Linked DNA regions of Homo sapiens: region 1 is linked to region 2. A link is a contact called in ENCODE Hi-C or POLR2A ChIA-PET data. All regions are on one chromosome and are shown on one strand. Each heading gives the region's core, a stretch centred on a gene start or an enhancer-like site at or near the end of the contact. The rest is flanking DNA. Distances are from core to core; before and after follow the strand shown.

Region 1 (4,420 bases), core at 784-3,283, 98 kb before region 2:
CCAGTGTGGTGGCACATGCCACCTGTGGTCTCAGCTCTCAGGAGGCTGAGGTAGGAGGATCACTTGAGACCAAGAGGTTTAGGCTGCCGTGAGTTATGATTGCATTGCTACCCTCCTGCCTGGGCAACAGAGTGAGACCCTGTCTCAATCGTCATCATCATCATCGTCATCATCATCACCATCATCTCACACAGACAAAGGTCTGTGCATAGGCAGCTGCAGGATTGGCTGCTTGATGCCGTCAGCAAAGACCAAGACCCTTCCCTCTGGTGTCATTGGCCATGTTCCCTCCTCATCCAAAATGGCCACTGGGGCCAGCTGCTTCATCTGATTGTTTTTGAGGCTGGAAAAAGAAGTGGGAAAACCTTCCCTGCATGCCTCACTCTTCAATCAGGGAGAGAAAAACCTTCCCCAGACTCCTGTTAGGTCCCATGGAACAAAAAGAGGTCCTGGGGGGTCTCTCCACACAGAGAATGCGTGTGGTCAGGCTCCTCATAGGCAGAGCCTGAGGCAAGGATTTCTGTACAAGCCATTTATTAGGAAGGTAGCAGTCTGGGACAGGCGGGAAGAGAGTGGGGAAACAGGACGGGGACGACGGGAAGAAGCCAGGCAAAGGATCCCTCGGGAGCTCTGGGGCATCAGTGACAGCCCAGACAGTCCCACCTTGAGGCGAGGGCCAGGCTTTCAGGCCCCGCACCAGCCAGTCCTTGCCAGGCGGCCGGCCTAGGTGGGTAAACTCCAGGCAAGGAAGGAGGAGGCTTAAGGGTCCAGAGTCAACCCTCAAAGGAAGTCAAGGGTGCAAGACAGAGCAGCAGAGTGGCCCAGGCCCCGGGGGTGCAGGCTCAGCTGGGTTACGAGGGTGTCCAGGCAACCACTGCAGGGCAGAATTGGGGCTTCCTGCCGGGGAGAGCAAGGAGCTGGAATGTTCAACCTCGGGGCGAGAGGCAGGCTCTCCTTCGGAAACAAGGAGAGGGAAAGGCGGGTGGGTGGAGAAACAGCAGGATCTGCCGCAAGCCCGGTACGCCAGATGAACCCACCTCTGAACACGGTTGTCCTGGTCAGGACAAGAGGAAAAGGAGGTCATACCGGGTCACAGCAAGCCCTGTGGCCCTGTCCCCCGCCACTTCCCATCCTCTGAGGGGCTTCCTGGGGCCCCTTCTGCCCACTCAGCGCCCTCGGCTTCTTCCGGCCTGAGAGCCAGCAGAACTGAGACCGTGCCCTTCAAAAAGGGAAGCTCTGTCAGCCACCACATCGTGACACTTGTCTCGGAAGAGTGAGAGTGATGAGGGATGGGGGTGAGAATTCTCTTGACTTACATCTTCGCTGGGTTCCCTGAAAAAAAATAAATACTCAAGGTTACAAATGGATGACGGGCTGTGGTCTATGCGTTTTCTTGAATGTCTTTTGCAGTAATAAAGGGGAAGGTTGTTAGCACAAGGTGGGTGGTAAGAAGCTAATTATGGCGCTGGAGGATCAGCGGTGTGAGGAGAGGCCAAGTTGGAGCCCCAAGTGGCGTCTGAGTGAGGAACTGTGAATTATTATGGGTGTGGTAGGGCTGGTGCCGGCTTGCTCTGCGGCAGAGCTGAGTTGCCTGGTCACTTTGCCCTGGCACAAATGCCCAGACAGATACCTTTGAACTCCTGGCCGCTGTGTGCTTTCTTCCATCCCGAAATGTGTGACAGACGCAGGAGGAACTGCAGAAAATTGAGGCGCCCGAGGAGATGGGAGGTGGAGTTTTTCTCCATTTTTTTGACTCAGTAGCTTTGGTGGTTTGGCCTGGATGCAAGTTCTCTTTGCTGACGGCAGGGCCTTTGGCGGGGGCTGCTGGTTCTGGTGCCCTGCTGGGGCCGTGTGGAAGGAGAGGGGAGACTGGGGGCAGAGGTTGTGCAGGTCAGAGTGTGGGGAGGGAACAGGAGGCCAAGGTGGGAAGTTCAAGTCCCACCAAAGTCCTTGGGCTGGGACTTTTGCCAACAGAGGAAGGCCGGATGGCAGAAATGACTCAGGGTGAGCCATCCCCAACACAAAAGCTAGGCCTTCCAGACCATGGTGACCAACTCATCCTGATTGCCTGGGACTTCCCGGGATTTAGCATTGAGGTTCTGTATCCTGGGAAGACCCTCAGTCCTGGGCAAAGTGGGAATGATGGGTCACCCGAATGCAGACACCCCAAATTCCCAAGCAAGAGAGCGGGGTCCAGAGGCAGAGGACACGGCCTCGGAGTCGGGCCAAGCCAGAAGCCAGGGCTGAATCCTGCCACCCCCACCAGCCCTGAGAAACTTTGGCCAAGGGACTGCTCCCTGAAAGACGGGAAGAAAAGTTACCTCGAAGAATCATTTGGGGAAGTGAATGGAATAAAGCAGGAAGCCTAAGTGCCTGGAAGAGAGTGAGGGCCCAGAAATGTCAGGGATGGGCTGGGTGCGGTGGCTCATACTGTAATCCCAGCACTTTGGGAGGCTGAGGCGGTGGATCACTTGAGGCCAGGAGTTCGAGACCAGCGTGGCCAACATGGGTATGGCAGGGCTGGTGCTGGCTTGCTCTGCGGCACAGCTGAGTTGCTCTGAGATTTTTCAGGGCACCGTCTCTACTAAAAATACAAAAATTAGCTGGGTGTGGCAGTGGATGCCTGTAATCCCAGCTACTCAGGAGGCTGAGGCAGGAGAATCACTTGAACCTGGGAGGTGGAGGCTGCAGTGAGTGAGATCACCCCACTGTACTCCAGCCTGGGCGACAGAGCAAGACTCAGTCAAGAAAAGAAAGAGAGAAAGACAGAAAGAGAGAGAGAGAGAAAGAAAGAAAGAGAAAGAAAGAAAGAAAGAAAGAAAGAAAGAAAGAAAGAAAGAAAGAAAGAGAGAGAGAAAGAAAGAAAGAGAAGGAAAGGAAGGAAAGGAAGAGAGATAAAGAAATGTCAGGGATGTTTGTTGTGTGGGGTGGTGGCCGTGTTCTTATCGCCAACCACGGAGACTGAGATGAAGGCCTCTGGCAGATGGAAATTATCAAAGAGGGGACTGCCCTTGACTTTTGGAAAGAAATGCAGATCAGCAGAATGTGCACAAAGACAGAGATAGTTACTACAGCATTGAGAGGGACGAGAAGACGGGTGCACGCTGCATCACCATCAGTCCGGGGCTGGCTGGTGAGTTAGGGTCTATCCATCCAGGGGACTACAATGGTCTCAAAAAAAAAATGTGGATTCTACATAAACTGATGTAGAACGAGCTCCAATACTGATTGCTTAGTGAATATTCAAGAGGTAAAATAGGGTGTATAGTAGGTTGCGTTTGTGTAAAAAAGGTAGATATCATTTGTTGTCAGGAAAAGGCAAATCGAACTACAATGAGATACCACTTCATACCCATTAGGAAGGATGGTTATAATAATAATTTGAAAAAACAAAAAATAACAAGTGTTGGTGAGGATGCGGAGAAATTGCAACCTTCGTGCATTGCTGGTAGGAATATAAATGGTGCAGCCACTGTGGAAAACAGCATGGTGGCTCCTCAAAATGTTAACACAGAATGACCCCACGACCTAGCAATTCCGCTCCTAGGGCTATACCCAGAAGAATTGAACACAGGTACTCAAACAAATACTTGCACATAAATGTTCACAGCAACACTGTTCACAATAGCCAAAAGGTGGGAACAACCCAAATGTCCATCAACAGATGAATGGGTCAACAAAGTGTGGTCTATCCATACGATGGGATATTTTTTAGCCATAACAAGGAATGAAGCCCCGATGCAAGCTACAACACAGATGAACCTTGAAAATATTATGCTAAACGAAGGAAGCCACATATAGAAAAACAAATATTCTATGAATCCATTTATACAAAATGTACAGAATAGACAAATCCATAGAGACAGAAAGTAGACTGGTGATTGCTGGGGGCTGGAGAGGGGCTGAGGGAGACATGGAGATGCTGCGTAACGGGTACAGGTTTCCTTCTTGAGTAATGAAAATGTTTTAGGCCGGGGTGCAGTGGCTTATGCCTGTAATCCCAGCACTTTGGGAGGCCGAGGCAGGTGGATGGCTTGAGGTCAGGAGATCGAGACTAGGCTAGACAACATGGTGAAACCCCGTCTCTACAAAAAATACAAAAATTAGCCTGGTGCGCTGGCATTCGCCTGTAGTCCTAGCTGCTCGGGAGACTGAGGCACGAAAATCACTTGAACTCGGAAGGTGGAGGTTGCAGTGAGCCAAGATCACACCACTGCACTCCAGCCCGGGCAACAGAGCGAGACTGTCTCAAAAAAAAAAGTTCTAAAACTAGATATGGCAATGGTTGTGAATGTACTAGATGTCACTAATGATAAATTTTATGTTATGTGTATTATACCACACATGTACACACAAAAAGGCAGTACATGTATGCATACAAACACATATATGTACATACATGTATGCATACAAACACATA
Region 2 (4,876 bases), core at 93-2,592:
AGGGCCCGACTGGCTGTCATTCTGCCCTTGGCTCTTCCTGGTGTAGCCCTCCATGTCCTAATCCCACCTCCTAGTTTGCATCTGGCTAACCTCATATCAGTCCTGTCCCATGTCATGGTGTCAGCCTCCTGCACAGGGTCATAGCCTTGCCCAGGTCATGCTGTGGCCTGTGGCCCGTGGCCCGCCTGAGCTGGCCCTGGTCCCTGCTGCCCGGGACAGCGGTGTGTGATGTCCCTGCTGCCGGCCGCCCCTCCTGGGACAGGTGCTTTCTGGGAATTCTGCCCTGTGACTTAGAAACCCGGGGGCCATGGAGTGAAGTTGGATGGGCTTAGGGGGGCTGGGAGCCATCTGGGTGGTGGTGAGGGCAGCGCAGAGTCCCTGTGCCTGCCGGGTGAAGGCCTGGGTGGGGAGGAGGCCTCTGGTCCCTTGCGTGGCTTGCATGGCTCGGAGGGACCTTGAATGCCATGCCTGTCTCCTTGTGCTCCCGGAGAACAGGTGAGTGTGGCAGTGGATGGAGGAGGGTCCAGGCAGGCCCCTGGGTGCTCGCGTGTCCTCACGGGACCACAGGAACGACTCGGGGACCTGTGCACGGAGGAGCCAGCTGCCCCGTGGCTGATCTTGTTTTTCTTTTCTTGTTTTCCCGCAGGTGCCAGTGACGGGGTGGCCCGTGAGCTGATGACGAGGACTGGCTTTTAATCCTTGGTGGTGATTAAGAGAAAGCTTATTGGGGCCTGGGAGCAGCTCCCCGCCGACCCCCACCACCATGTCGGGATCCACACAGCCTGTGGCACAGACGTGGAGGGCCACTGAGCCCCGCTACCCGCCCCACAGCCTTTCCTACCCAGTGCAGATCGCCCGGACGCACACGGTAAGGGGGTGCACATGTGTGCGCCTGGGGCTACCTTTGAGACCCTTCTTCCATTCCACTGAGTCTTCACCCCTTCCTTTCTCCTGGGAGCCAGGCTCATGTGGCTCTGAGCCTCCCAGGGCAGAGGGGAGGCCGCCACAGAGACCCCTGGTGTCTGAAGCCTTTTCCAGAATATCTGATAAAATCTCTTTGCTCCCATTTTAAAGCTGGGAAGATGGAGGCTGGGGCCAGGCTGAGCTGGGGCTCTGCCCTCTCTGGACTGGTAGTGGGATTGGCACGCGAATGTGGAGCTCCTGCTGTATTCACTTTCCTGCAGCCTAGCCTCACCTCTGCTCCCCCGCTGCCGCAGTATTGGGTAGGATTGGGGTGGCTTCCAGGGGGCAAGGGGGCCGGATAGGTCACAGCTCCCCTTCCTTCCTGTCCTCCCGTTCCGTGTGTATTCACCTTGGTGCGGCTCGAGGCTCTGAGGTGAGGAGGCCCCACACAGGTTGCGTTTCTGCCTCCCTGACATGAGGGTCCAGGGTGCTGGCTGTGTCTTTGGGGAGCCCGCCCTGTGGCCAGGGCAGATGGCTTGCCCTGGGAGCAGGTGGGCCTCGCTGCCTGCCCACATGTGTGCCCTGGTCGGGTCTCCTAAGCCGCACCCCACCCCACCCCACTTCCCAGCGGGGGCCCCATTTCCTGCCTCTTCTCTCACTGCATGGTGTGGCCAGGACAACGGGCCTTGGTTTCGCTCCTTTGGCATTTATGGGGTGCTTGCTGTATACCATGTCTCTGGGTGTTTGCCAAGCGGCTTTCAGAGTTGTGGGCCTCCCCCTTGTGACCTCCTGGCTGCTGAGTGAGGGGATGTGAGGCCTGGAGGTCACAGCTGGAGTGAAGCTGACCCTGCCGGCCACCGTGGGGGTGCGTGTGTGCGTGTGTGTGTGTGTCTGTCCTGCCTGGCTGGTGTGGTCCCCTCTTGTGAGAACCAGAAAGGAAGCTGTGTGGGAGGACGTTTCCATCAGTGAGCAGAAGGTTTTGCATATAAGCTCACTGGCCCTGCCTGGGGGAGTCCCTGACACAGTGGCCTCCTGTAGGTTGGGCCCCTGGGGCGCTTTGCAGAGTCAGCTGTCCTCAGTGGGTGCGTTGTGGATCCCTCTTAGGACGGCAGTTCCCTGGGCAGAGTCATTGCATTCTCCTGGGCGGCCCTGTGAAAGAGCAGCTCACGCTCTCATCCCACTTCGCAGATGAGGAGACTGAGGCCCAAGAGGTTAAATCACAGGCCTCAGGTGCGATTGCCCTAAGTGGGGAGGCTGCCACAGCATCGGGGCTCCAAGCTTCTGTGTCCCCCCACTCCCCCGTGCCTCTATTTATTGAGCACCTACTGCGTGCCTGGGGCTAAGGAATAGACTCCCAGTGGGAAATGATTTTATATTTTGTCATCATTGTCTTTATCTGTCACCACCACCAACAAAAAGAAGAGCTCTTGTTAACTGAGCACCTACTATGGGTCAAATGTTGTTCAAAGCCCTGAGTGTATATGGTTGTGTGCATTCCCCTGATCACCCCAGAGTGGGACTATCATGCTCTGTATTTTGTCAATGGGAAAATATTTCACAGGGTAGGAAACTGGACAAGTTACGTAACCTCTCTGAGCCTCAGTTTTGTCACCCATAAAGTGGGGGTACTGAGAGTACCTGTCTCCTAGATTCTCACGAGGGGTAAAGGGGATATGCCGAATGTTCTTAAGATGGCGCCTGGCTCAGGGCCAGCCCGCTCTGTCCGTTTGCTGCTGCCGTTCCTTGGTCTTGTTGCTGTACCTGCAGCTGCCCAGAGGGGAACCTGCCTGCCCTGGGGGTGCTGCTGGCTTCTGGTTTCTTGTCCTGTCCTGTGGAGGTTCCCACTCTTCTCAACCGCCCTCACCCGGCTCCTAGCCTTGGGGAGTCCTCAGGCTGCTGTGGCCTCTGCTCTCCCACCCCTCCTGCCCTTTGCCCCAACTGGGCCCTCGGGGTCACTGGCTGACCCTAGACACCTCCCATTCTTCTCCTGCTGGGCCGTCAGTGACGCAGGATGTGGGTGGACAGGGCCAAGCGCTCACCGCCCCCTCCAGGCAGGAGGCTGAGGCCAGGGAGTGAGTGGGGCCCAGCCTGGCGGCCACAGGTGAGAACATGTCTGTCCTTGTGTGGGGGCAGCAGGGGCCACCTGTGTGTGCTCCTCCCTGGGGGAGCTGCCCCATATCGGACCCTCCTGCCTCATGGTAGGGCTGCCCATCCAGAGAATCCTGCTTGTCTCTTGAAGGGCAGGAGGAAGAGTTCTGGGCACTCTGAGGAGGGCCCTGCTGCCCTGGGCATATTGCAGGGTGGAGCCGCTTTCTTGCTGTGGGTTGGAGGTGAGCTGGGGGCTGTGATCTGGAGGCCCCTCCCTGGAAGCCCCTCAGCCCTCAAACCCTTCCTGTCCTTTTAAAGGGCAAGACCCAGTTCGAAAGATACTACCCCCTTCCTGAGCTCCTCATCAAGCCACAGAAAGACAGATCCCCCCGGGTAAGGGGACAGTCAGTGGCGGGAACCTGGCTGTCCTGGTTCCTCGTACAGTAGCCGAGGCCATTCTGCTGGGATCCACGGGATGCCTCAGTGACCTTCCCAGATTCAGGTCACCTCCACGCATACTCCCGACAGGCCTACCTCCTGGGACAGCTCCTCCTGTCTGGAGAGTCCTCTTCCTGGTGCTTTGGGCACGGGGCTGCTTTGATGGCAGGTCTTCCCTGGAGCCTGTGAGACCTCAGTGTGGCTTCGAACCCTCTCCGTGTTCAGCTTGCTGAGTGGCATTGGCCCGCTCACAGCCACGTGGAACGGCCTCAGTTTCCCCACCTGCAGTACCGGTGTCCTGGTGGGTCTGTGCATCGGTGGCAATGTCTGCACGCAGCAAGCGCGGGGTAGTCATCTCTTTCCTCCTGGAAGGGTGGCAGGAGACCCAAGCAGGGCCTCTTCCCCCTGGGGAACCACAGGACCGTGGATGCCGAGCTGGCGGTGGAATGGTGCAGGCCGTGGAAGCCGCTGCCTCTGCCTGTGCTCTGCCCTGGCGTCATCTGCGGGCTGCTGGTGAGTGATTCCCAGCACAAATGGGAGGCTTCACTTAGTTGGGTGCTTGCAGACAGAGGCCTGGACCCTGAGACCATGGAAAGCCCCCAGGTTCCCTGACTCAGCCTCAGCCATGCTCCAGGCTTCTATATGCATCATCCCTGCCCTCCCGCTTCCTACCTGCCGCATCCCTCTGTGCCTCATTCTCTCCATCCTCAGGGGCCCAGCTTCTCTCCGTGACAGTAGCAGGATCCTATGACTCTCCCTGAGGGTCCTGGGGAAGCGAGGGTCTCCAGGGTTGAGGGTCCAGTAACAAAATGCTCACAGCTTTTGTTTTCCCGGAGATCAACGCCTCCTCCTCTCCTGGCCTCCTTTCAGGCTTTCTGTGGCCCAGCTGCATTCTGCCTTCTTCTTCAAGTCCTCTGGGACCCCTGAACACTCCTGAGCTCCTCCAGACCTTGGGCTAAACGAATGGGCTAAAGGAATGCAGTTAAAAGCAGGGACACAGAGTCTGAATCCCAGCGTGACTCTTTTCTGCTGTGTGGCCTTGGGCAAGTTACTTAACCTCTCTATGCCGCAGTATTGAAGACTGGTTCATAGCACCGGTTCTGGAGCCAGGTTGCTTGCATTTACATCCTGCCCCAGTGATGTCCTAGCTGTGAAACAGGGGGCAAGTGGCCTTACCGTCCCGTGCCTCAGTTTCCCTATCAGTTGAGCAAGGATAGTTTTAAGATTGTGAGGATCCAATTAGTTGGTAGGTGCAGAGTCCTTCGCACAGGGTATGGACAGAGTAAGCAGACATTTGATATAATCAATAATGTAATGATGACGATGCTATTATTACAACATCGCCTTTAGTAGCTTTTTCTGTCTTGCCCCAAGGGTACACTTTGGGCTTTGCCCCTAGGGCAGGGGTGAGCACAACCTTCTCTGTAAATATTTCAGGCTTTGCAGG

Evidence for each region. A loop is a pair of places that touch in the nucleus more often than their neighbours do. ChIA-PET counts read pairs that join two places held with the same protein, here RNA polymerase II (POLR2A). Pooled maps may share reads with other maps.
Region 1: a loop to region 2 is called in a pooled map, with 2.2 times the contacts of the local background. The contact joins two enhancer-like sites. A Hi-C loop is called at or near these places in 5 of 37 single-sample maps with no recorded cell type and 5 of 50 pooled maps. POLR2A ChIA-PET finds 5 or more read pairs at or near these places in 1 of 52 experiments (CD4-positive, alpha-beta memory T cell).

The regions. Positions count from the first base shown.
Region 1 is chr12:124,589,789-124,594,208 of GRCh38, reverse strand. No RefSeq gene overlaps it. Among named protein-coding and RNA genes, the nearest start is that of NCOR2, 24 kb to the right of the region's middle. RefSeq lists an enhancer at 361-864. Within about 2 kb of position 2,033, at least 3 of the 41 ENCODE cell types and tissues checked have a DNase peak (open chromatin) inside an H3K27ac peak, as active enhancers do.
Region 2 is chr12:124,491,139-124,496,014 of GRCh38, reverse strand. NCOR2 (nuclear receptor corepressor 2) reads left to right here. Exons shown (of 49, transcript NM_006312.6): 3 at 647-868. The coding sequence starts at 764. Among named protein-coding and RNA genes, the nearest start is that of NCOR2, 74 kb to the left of the region's middle. RefSeq lists enhancers at 1-65, 66-1,025, 4,656-4,876. Within about 2 kb of position 1,342, at least 5 of the 41 ENCODE cell types and tissues checked have a DNase peak (open chromatin) inside an H3K27ac peak, as active enhancers do.